2 separate regions of the Homo sapiens genome follow, and region 2 is linked to region 1. A link is an interaction called in ENCODE POLR2A ChIA-PET data of the cell type or tissue named here. Cell type or tissue: PC-9. All regions are shown on one strand.

The links. Peaks named below come from ENCODE experiments on the same cell type or tissue, not always from the same donor. Only the 100,000 strongest peaks of a DNase experiment are listed, where the experiment ranks them.
Region 2: POLR2A ChIA-PET joins it to region 1 with 8 read pairs; 10 of 35 experiments call an interaction of 5 or more read pairs at or near these places.

What each region holds. Positions count from the first base shown.
Region 1 is chr19:4,715,572-4,719,571 of GRCh38, reverse strand. All of the region lies in intron 3 of DPP9 (dipeptidyl peptidase 9), which reads left to right. Among named protein-coding and RNA genes, the nearest start is that of DPP9, 6.3 kb to the left of the region's middle. In PC-9, no CTCF peak of the experiment used is centred here; a DNase peak (open chromatin) is centred at 1,761; H3K27ac peaks cover 1,929 bases.
Region 2 is chr19:4,660,888-4,664,887 of GRCh38, reverse strand. It overlaps MYDGF (myeloid derived growth factor), which reads left to right. Exons shown (of 6, transcript NM_019107.4): 3 at 1-12. Among named protein-coding and RNA genes, the nearest start is that of MYDGF, 7.5 kb to the left of the region's middle. RefSeq lists enhancers at 2,648-3,418, 3,720-4,000. In PC-9, no CTCF peak of the experiment used is centred here; no DNase peak of the experiment used is centred here.

The DNA of each region.
Region 1 (4,000 bases):
TGCCAGGAGCTCCCCTCAGTTGAGACAACCACAGATGTCTCCAGATGTCACCAAGTGTTTGCTGGGGGCAGAATCACTCCTGGGTAAGAACTGCTGATCTCAGTGTAAGGATGTGGGTTTTGGGCTCCAAGAGACTGGGGCTCCACTCCCCTTCCTCTCTGGGTGACATTGGACAGGCCATTCAACCTCACTGAGTCCATTTTTATTTATTTATTTATTTATTTATTTATTTATTTATTTATTTAAGACGGAGTCTTGCTCTGTTACCCAGGCTGGAGTGCAGTGGCACGATCTTGGCTCCCTGCAACCTCCATCTCCCGGGTTCAAGCGATTCTTCTGCCTCAGCCTCCCAAGTAGCTGGGAGTACAGGTGCGTGTCACCACACCTGGCTAATTTTTGTATTTTTAGTAGAGACGGGGTTTCACCACATTAGCCAGGATGGTCTCGATCACCTGACCTTGTGATCTGCCCGCCTCGGCCTCCCAAAGTGCTGGGATTACAGGTGTGAGCCCATTATTTTGGTCCTGAAAATGAGGAGGATCCCAGAACTGAAGAAGTGCCCTAAAATCAGGTGTGGATGGAATGTGGTTAGACACGCACCCCCCGGGGCAGTCAGTAAACTCCATGTCTCAGGGCCTGGCACGAGATGAAAAGGCGGTAGGAATTCCTCGACCCTGCGAACCTTTCTCAGTATTCAATTTTCTAATACTCTTAGGCTTGTTTGCTTCAATGGAGCATGCTCAGCTGGGAAGGGAATTGAAGAATGGACCGGGGAAGACGGGGACGGTGTGAAGGGCTATGATTGGCCCAGCCATGGGCTCTAAAACCGGGTGGTCCCAGCGTCTGGTGGGCACATGCCTTAGGGGTCAGTTACTGAAGGGGATCTGTGTCCCTTCCCTTATCTGCACACACTTAATGTCCCACCTGGGCACAGGCTGCTGGGTGACTCTGTAAAGGTTGCTCATCAAAGCTAAAGGCCCAGGCAGTGCTGGGGGCAGTTTGGGTAGGACAGAGGGTGGCATGCTGTTTCCCCGGCAGCCCCCACTTGCAGGGGCACTTGCCTGGCCTGGGCCGGCTGCCCAAAGTCCACCTTGAGGCATTTCCCCATCCAGCGCATGGGTAGGACCCTGTCCTCACCACCCCCATACGCCCCTTGCCCCACGCCAGCCAGGGGCTCCCACCTTTCTTTCTGCCTTATCACCTTGTGGTCGGCCTGAACTCAGAACTGCAGTCAGCACTGAATCTACAGTTCCTTCTAGGCGTCCAAATACTTCCCCCATCTCCAACTACTCCCCCGCCCCCGCTCGCCACCAAAGCACCAGCTCAGACACAGACATCACAGAGCTTTGGAGCTGGGCACGGTGGCTTGCACCCCTCTCATCCCAGCTATTTGCTAGACCGAGGTGGCAGGATCGCTGGAGCCCAGGAGTTTGAGACCAGCCTGGGCAATATAGCAAGACCCCATCTCTTAAAAAAAATGAAAAATTTAAAAAGGAGATCACAGATCTGCCACCCAGCCTTGACAGAGACCATGCTAGGAGGTCTGGAGCTGTTTGCTGGTGGTGTCACAGGCCGCAGAGGCACCCAGCTGATTGGCCGAAGGAAGGAGTAGGTAGACTTGAGTAAGTGGCCTGGAATCCATCTCTGCAGCTGTGTAAACTCTTGACTCCCCTGAGCCACAGCATAGGGTGGTGCTAGGTGGAGAAAGCCCATCACAGGCTAGCCCTCGCTCCCTCACTCTTGCGCCAGCCTCTCTGCAATCCGGGCTGTGCCCCCGGGTAGAAGAGAGGTCAGCGGAGGGCCAGGCTCCAGCACCAAGCCTCGGCCTGTCTGGAAGCTCAAGCTAAAGAGTCTAGCCACATCCAGAAGATTCCTGGAAGTTTCTCGCGATGTTTCATTTCATTTCTCATCTCCGGGATCGAATTTTTGCTTCTTGGGCTATCAGTGGTGATCAGAGGCAAGATAATTTTTATTGTTCTTTGCAATGAAAACAAGCCACGCGGGTCTATAAGTGCTTCCGGGCAGGCTCTCAGCTTATGGGTGGCCCCTTTGGGAGCTCCGAAGGTCACATTTTTTCTTTGCTGCCGTGAGCCAGGCTTGAATTGGGGCAGCACAGCTTAGAGGGGTGCTTAGGCCGCTCAGAGGAGCTCCCCGGGCTCAGTTTTCTGGGCTTGCTGCCAGCAGTGCTTGGGGCAGTGGGGGTTCTTGAGTGCTCAGGCGGTCCTGGTCCCAGCCGCTGCCTAACGCTGCTTGTGGCTCCCCACTGCCCTGGAGGGGACCTGCAGCTCTGCAGTGGGCGCGGACATCCTGTGTGTGACCTGAGAGCCCTGTAAGTGCTGATGTCCTTTGGTTCGTGTCTTTATTTCTGTCTCAGGAGGAGCTGAACTAACAAACTGCGCCCCTTCTGGCTGGAGGGCAGGACACGCTGGCCCTGCCTGGATGGAGTAGGATGAAACAAGGGAAGCATTTTCCCCTGTCATTTCTTTGGGGTCGAGTTGGAGAGGGACCTCCAGAAATCAGCCCACAGCCGTGATACTCAGAAGCCACCTTCCCAAGGGGTCTTCCGCCCCATGAGCCTTTCGTATGTCCCTTGCTGAGGTGGCTTCTACTCTCCTTGGCTTACGGGACCTTCCCACAGGACACGGGTGTCTCGCAGAGCACGGCACGGGCAGTTCTCTGGGCTGCACTCTGTGACTTTTCCTGCTGTAATTGCTGGGCTTATCACACAGCATGTCAGTGGGAGGCCGGGGGCCGGGCTGCCTCCACTGAACCCCTTTTGCTCATTCACTCGGCTCTGATTGGGAGCAAGCTCCAGTGACCTCCCAGCTTCAGTTTCCCCACCTGTAGAATGGGCTGTCACAAGCCCAAGTAAGGCCCAAATGAGGTGACAATTGCAGGTCGTGATCTTTCTTTCTTTTTTTTTTTTCTTTTTTCTGAGACAGAGTCTCACTCTGTCGCCCAGGCTGGAGTGCAGTGGCACGATCTCGGCTCACTGCAAGCTCCGCCTCCCGGGTTCACGCCATTCTCCTGCCTCAGCCTCCCGAGTAGCTGGGACTACAGGCGCCCGCTACCACGCCCGGCTAATTTTTTGTATTTTTGGTAGAGATGGGGTTTCACCGTGTTAGCCAGGATGGTCTCGATCTGCTGATCTCATGATCCTCCTGCCTTGGCCTCCCGAAGTGCTGAGATTACAGGCATGAGCCACTGTGCCCGGCCAAGTCCTGATCTTTCAAAGGCGCTCGTTGACATCCTTGCAGCTCTTTCTCCCCTTCCCTCTCAAAGCAGGCTGGGGCCCTTTCTCTTGCAGTGGTTACCCTGTGGGGTCTCCTCTTGGCAAGAGGCAGAGTCTTCTGGGAACTGGCACACTGCAGAGTCAAGGCGGCCCACTCATCTCTGCCCTTTACTTCTCTCACACCCAGTCCCTGCTGTCCACTCCCGCGGGTTTTCCCACTTCCTCCAAGCAAGCAGCGACTTCCCCAAGCCAAGCTGTTGGTCCCGGAGGACAGGGCTTCTGGCAAGGTCGGCAGTCACTCGGAGCCCACAAAGGGAAGCGAGACCAGCCCCGGTGCCACCCTTTCCAGACCACTGGCTCTCGCAGAACTGGGTCACTGCGGCCATGTTTAGATTTCTGTAAAACAAATATTTGCCTGGCCAGTCCAGTCAGGTCAAGGAGTGTGCTAAGTGACGAGGGCGGGAGTGGGGTGGTGGGAGATGTGACACCGCGGCGGCCACTCACGGTGGCTGCTTTGCGGACCCAGAGTGTCCTGAGTGGGAGGAGAGAGTGGGATATTCTTTGGGGAAGGGCGTGCCATTCACCCTTTCACCTGCACCTCCCACATCCCGAGGCTCTGGAACTTCCAGTGAAGGCCAAGCATCTCCCCGGCTGGACAGCAAGCCAACAGCACAGGTGACCAGGATGGATTTTCATTCCTTCACGCCCGGGCCTCTCCCGAGACCCAGCATGTCTCCCCGCGAGCCCACTGAGAGATAATCATTCCAC
Region 2 (4,000 bases), 55 kb after region 1:
CACCATCTGGAGGTGAGACTCGGGGTGGGGATGGCATTTCCGGCTGCCGTTGGCCTGCCCTGTGGCCTCAGGAGCTGCTTTGGAAGGCAGGGAACGAGGGCTGCACCCCTGGAGGGGAAGACAGACCAGCAGGGAGACTCATGCACGTGCAGGTGGGGGGTGGCAGGGTCGCTGGGGTGGGAGTGCTCCCCAAGGAAGTGCACTGATGCAGAGACTGAGAAGGTCTGGGGGAGACGGGGGGAGCCTGTGCGGGGCAAGGTCCCAGGAAAAGGAGAAGCAGCTCAGAGGGTGCGGAGCGTGGACCAGGGCCCAGGAAGGCCCCAAGGGGCTCCACCCTCCCCTAAGGGTGAGACGAACTCACCAAAGGGCTTTTTGGCAATTTTTTTTTTTTTTTTTTTGAGATGGAGTCTCCATCTTTTGCCCGGGCTGTAGTGCAGTGGAGCAATCTTGGCTCACTGCAGCCTCCGCCTCCTGGGTTCAAGCGATTCTCCTCCCTCAGCCTCCTGAGTAGCTGGGATTACAGGCGTGTGCCACCATGCCTGACCCTTTTTGGCAATGTTTAAAAACTGAGATAAAATTCCATAAAGCACAGCATTTTAAGCTCACAATTCAGCTGCATGGAGTACTTTCTCAGAGGTGTGCAGCCAGACCTCTGCTTCCAGAACATTTTCATCCCCTGAAAATAAACTCTGTTCCCATCAGAGTCATTCTCCTTCCCAGCACATGGCAGCCACGCATCCCCCTCCTGTCTCTGTGGATGGGCGTGTCCTGGACATTGCATAGAAATGGGGTCAAACCTTCCCTGTGTGGCCTTTGGTGTCTGGCGTCTCTCACTGAACGTGACGTCCTCAAGGCTCATCCATGCTGAGGCCCGTGTCAGCCTCATTTCTTTTCCTGGCTGAGTCCTATTCCAGAGGGCTCCCTGCAGGAACATGTGGAGCTCAGATCCCCCCGGCTGAAGGAGGCAGGCTGAGGCAGGGAGCCCCTCCAGGCACCAACCAGGATGGAGTCGGGGGTTGGGGGTGGGGCGCAGATTGAAGCCTGTGCAGAATGAGGATGGGGTGGGTGGAGAGGGCACAGATTGGAGGCTGTGTAGAATGAGGATGGGGTGGGTGGGGAGGGTAGATTGGAGGCTTTGTAGAATGAGGATGGGGTGGGTGGGGAGAGCACAGATTGGAGACTGTGTAGAATGAGGACAGGGTGGGTGGGGAGGGTATACTGGAGGCTGTAGAATGAGGATGAGGTGGGGAGGGTAGATTGGAGGCTGTAGAATGAGGATGGGGTGGGTGGGGAGGGTAGATTGGAGGCTGTGTAGAATGAGGGTGGGGTGGGTGGGGAGGATAGATTGGAGGCTGTGTAGAATGAGGATGGGGTGGGTGGAGAGTGCACAGGTTGGAGGCTGTAGAATGAGGATGGGGTGGGGAGGGTAGATTGGAGGCTGTGTAGAATGAGGATGGGGTGGGTGGAGAGGGCACAGATTGGAGGCTGTGTAGAATGAGGATGGGGTAGGTGGGGAGAGTAGATTGGATGCTGTAGAATGAGGATGGGGTGGATGGGAGCGTAGATTGGAGGCTGTGTAGAATGAGGATGGGATGGGTGGAGAGGGCACAGATTGGAGGCTGTAGAATGAGGATGGGGTGGGTGGGGAGGGTAGATTGGAGGCTGTGTAGAATGAGGACAGGACGGGTGGGGAGGGTAGATTGGAGGCTGTGTAGAATGAGGACAGGACGGGTGGGGAGGGTAGATTGGAGGCTGTAGAATGAGGATGAGGTGGGTGGGGAATGTAGATCGGAGGCTGTAGAATGAGGATGGAGTGGGGTGGGGAGAGTAGATTGGAGGCTGTAGAATGAGGACGGAGTGGGAGGGGAAGGCACAGACTGGAGGCTGTGTAAAATGAGGACAGGGAGGAGGGGAGGGCACAGATTGGAGGCTGTGGAATCAGCTAGCTGGGGTAGGAGGAGGAGGAAGGTGCTGGGCAGAGTCCTGGTGGAACTGGCGGAGCTGGTGCAGGTCTGGGCTGGGGACGAGCTAGGCAGGTGGCAGGTGTGGGAGTCTGTGGGGTAGTGGCTGTGGAGGTTTGGATGATGCTATCTCCCGGGGAATGTGTCCCACCAGAAGGGGCCCCAGCTGTTTCCCCTCAGGCAGGTCTTTACCAGCATGTTCTCTGAAGGACCAGCCTGATGGCTCATAGCCTTCTTGGGGTGCAGACATCTGGGAATCAGACAAAAGCTGTGCACTCTCTTCCACCTGCCCGAACACACATGCATCTGGGTCCACAGCCCCTCCCCAAGTCTCCCCAGACACCGCCCGATTCTGCCCCTGCCGCCATCCTCTGTCAGGCTCATGGTTTATGGGCTTATCCCGGCTCCACTCGCCCCACTCATTCTCGTAACCCCACTGCCTAGATCCCAGCTCGATCTGGGCAAGGTCATGAAGGGAAGGAAGCCGTCAGGCCCCCCGGTGGGGAGGGGGTCGGGGGCTTCAGGAATCTTGTCCCTTCTTCCCTGATCCTTGGCCCAGAATGTCTCAGCCCAAACAGTGGGTATTTCTTGAGCCTTTATTTTGTGCAGACACTTTGGAGGGAGAAGTCCAAGCTATAGCTCCACCACTGCGGTCAGGTTAAAGCACGTTGACAAATGGGAGGCAGAGATCAGGGAGTGGCGACGTTTAACTGAAGGACAGGGTGTGATTTGCTGCCTCGTGTGGGTGTTGTCCCGCCGTGCCCTGCGGGGCGCTTTACAAACAGCAGGTGTTTCTGGGGAGATTCTCACCCACTCCATGGAACTGGCTGCATCACAGGCAGGCCAAGGCCCCAGGAGGCATCAGGAGGGTCATTGAGAGGAGATAGGCCCCATCAGCCCAGAGAGACCCTGCAGAGGCCGCCCTGTAGTCTTGGGGAAGCCCACGGTCGCCATCGTCTGTCTGCAGGCCACTGCCCTGCATGGACCCCTGAGTGCCAGCTCCCCAGAGGGCATCTGGGCAGGTGCAGGTCTGGAGCAGTTGGGATGGTGGCTGGGCTCACCTTGAGCCTGAATCCTCCTGTCCAACCCCCACAAAAGCTCCCCAGGGGCATGCTCAGCCCCGGAGACCTGCCACCCCAGGCCTCCTCATCTCAGACAGTGACTGGACCCTCCCTGACCAGGGCTGTTGGCAGTGCTAGGGCTTAAAGAAGAATCTAGGGCTCCCTGGATACCCCCGCCCCACCCATGCACATAGAACCCCAGCCAGGGCTTCCACAGAAATGGCCCCCCTGCTGCCCCTCCATCCCCATCACACTCTCTTCACACCAGAGATGCCATCATCCCCTGCTGTCACCTTCCGACACCTTCTGCCACTCCAGTTCCTTAGAAGCCTCCGTTAGCAGCCTTCTAGAGACCTGGGCAGATGATCCTCCCCACTTCTTAAGTTAACTCCTGTACTTCCTAGTCAATGCCCTCTGAGAAGCCTTTACTGGCCTCTCATTGCCCAGCCCCAGCCCCCGTCGTAGTACCTGGATTGCTGTCAGCAACCAAGAAGCCATGTGCAGTGAATGGACATGGGGTCCTGTCCCAGAGCAGCTCCCAGCCCACAGGGGAGAGAGGCGTGTCTATGAATGAGCTGGAAGAACATTCTGGCACAAAGGGGCCAGGCACAGTGGCTCACACCTCTAATCACAGCCCTCTGGGAGGCTGAGGCGAGTGGATCACTTGAGGTCAGGGGTTCAGGCCAGGCTGGCCAACATGGTGAAACCATGTTTTTACTAAAAATACCAAAATTAGTCAGATGTGGTCGCGGGTGCCTGTACTCCCAGCTACAAGGGAGGCTAAGGCAGGAGAATCACTTAAACCCAGGAGGCAGAGGCTGCAGTGAGTGAGATTGTGCCATTGCCATCCAGCCTGGGCAACAGAGTGAGACTCGTCTCCAAAAAAAAAAAAAAAAAAAAATTCTGGCACAAAAGAAAGAGGGTCTGCTGTTGAGAGGGCCCCATCCATCCTTCCCAGTCAGCAGGTGCTCGTGCTCG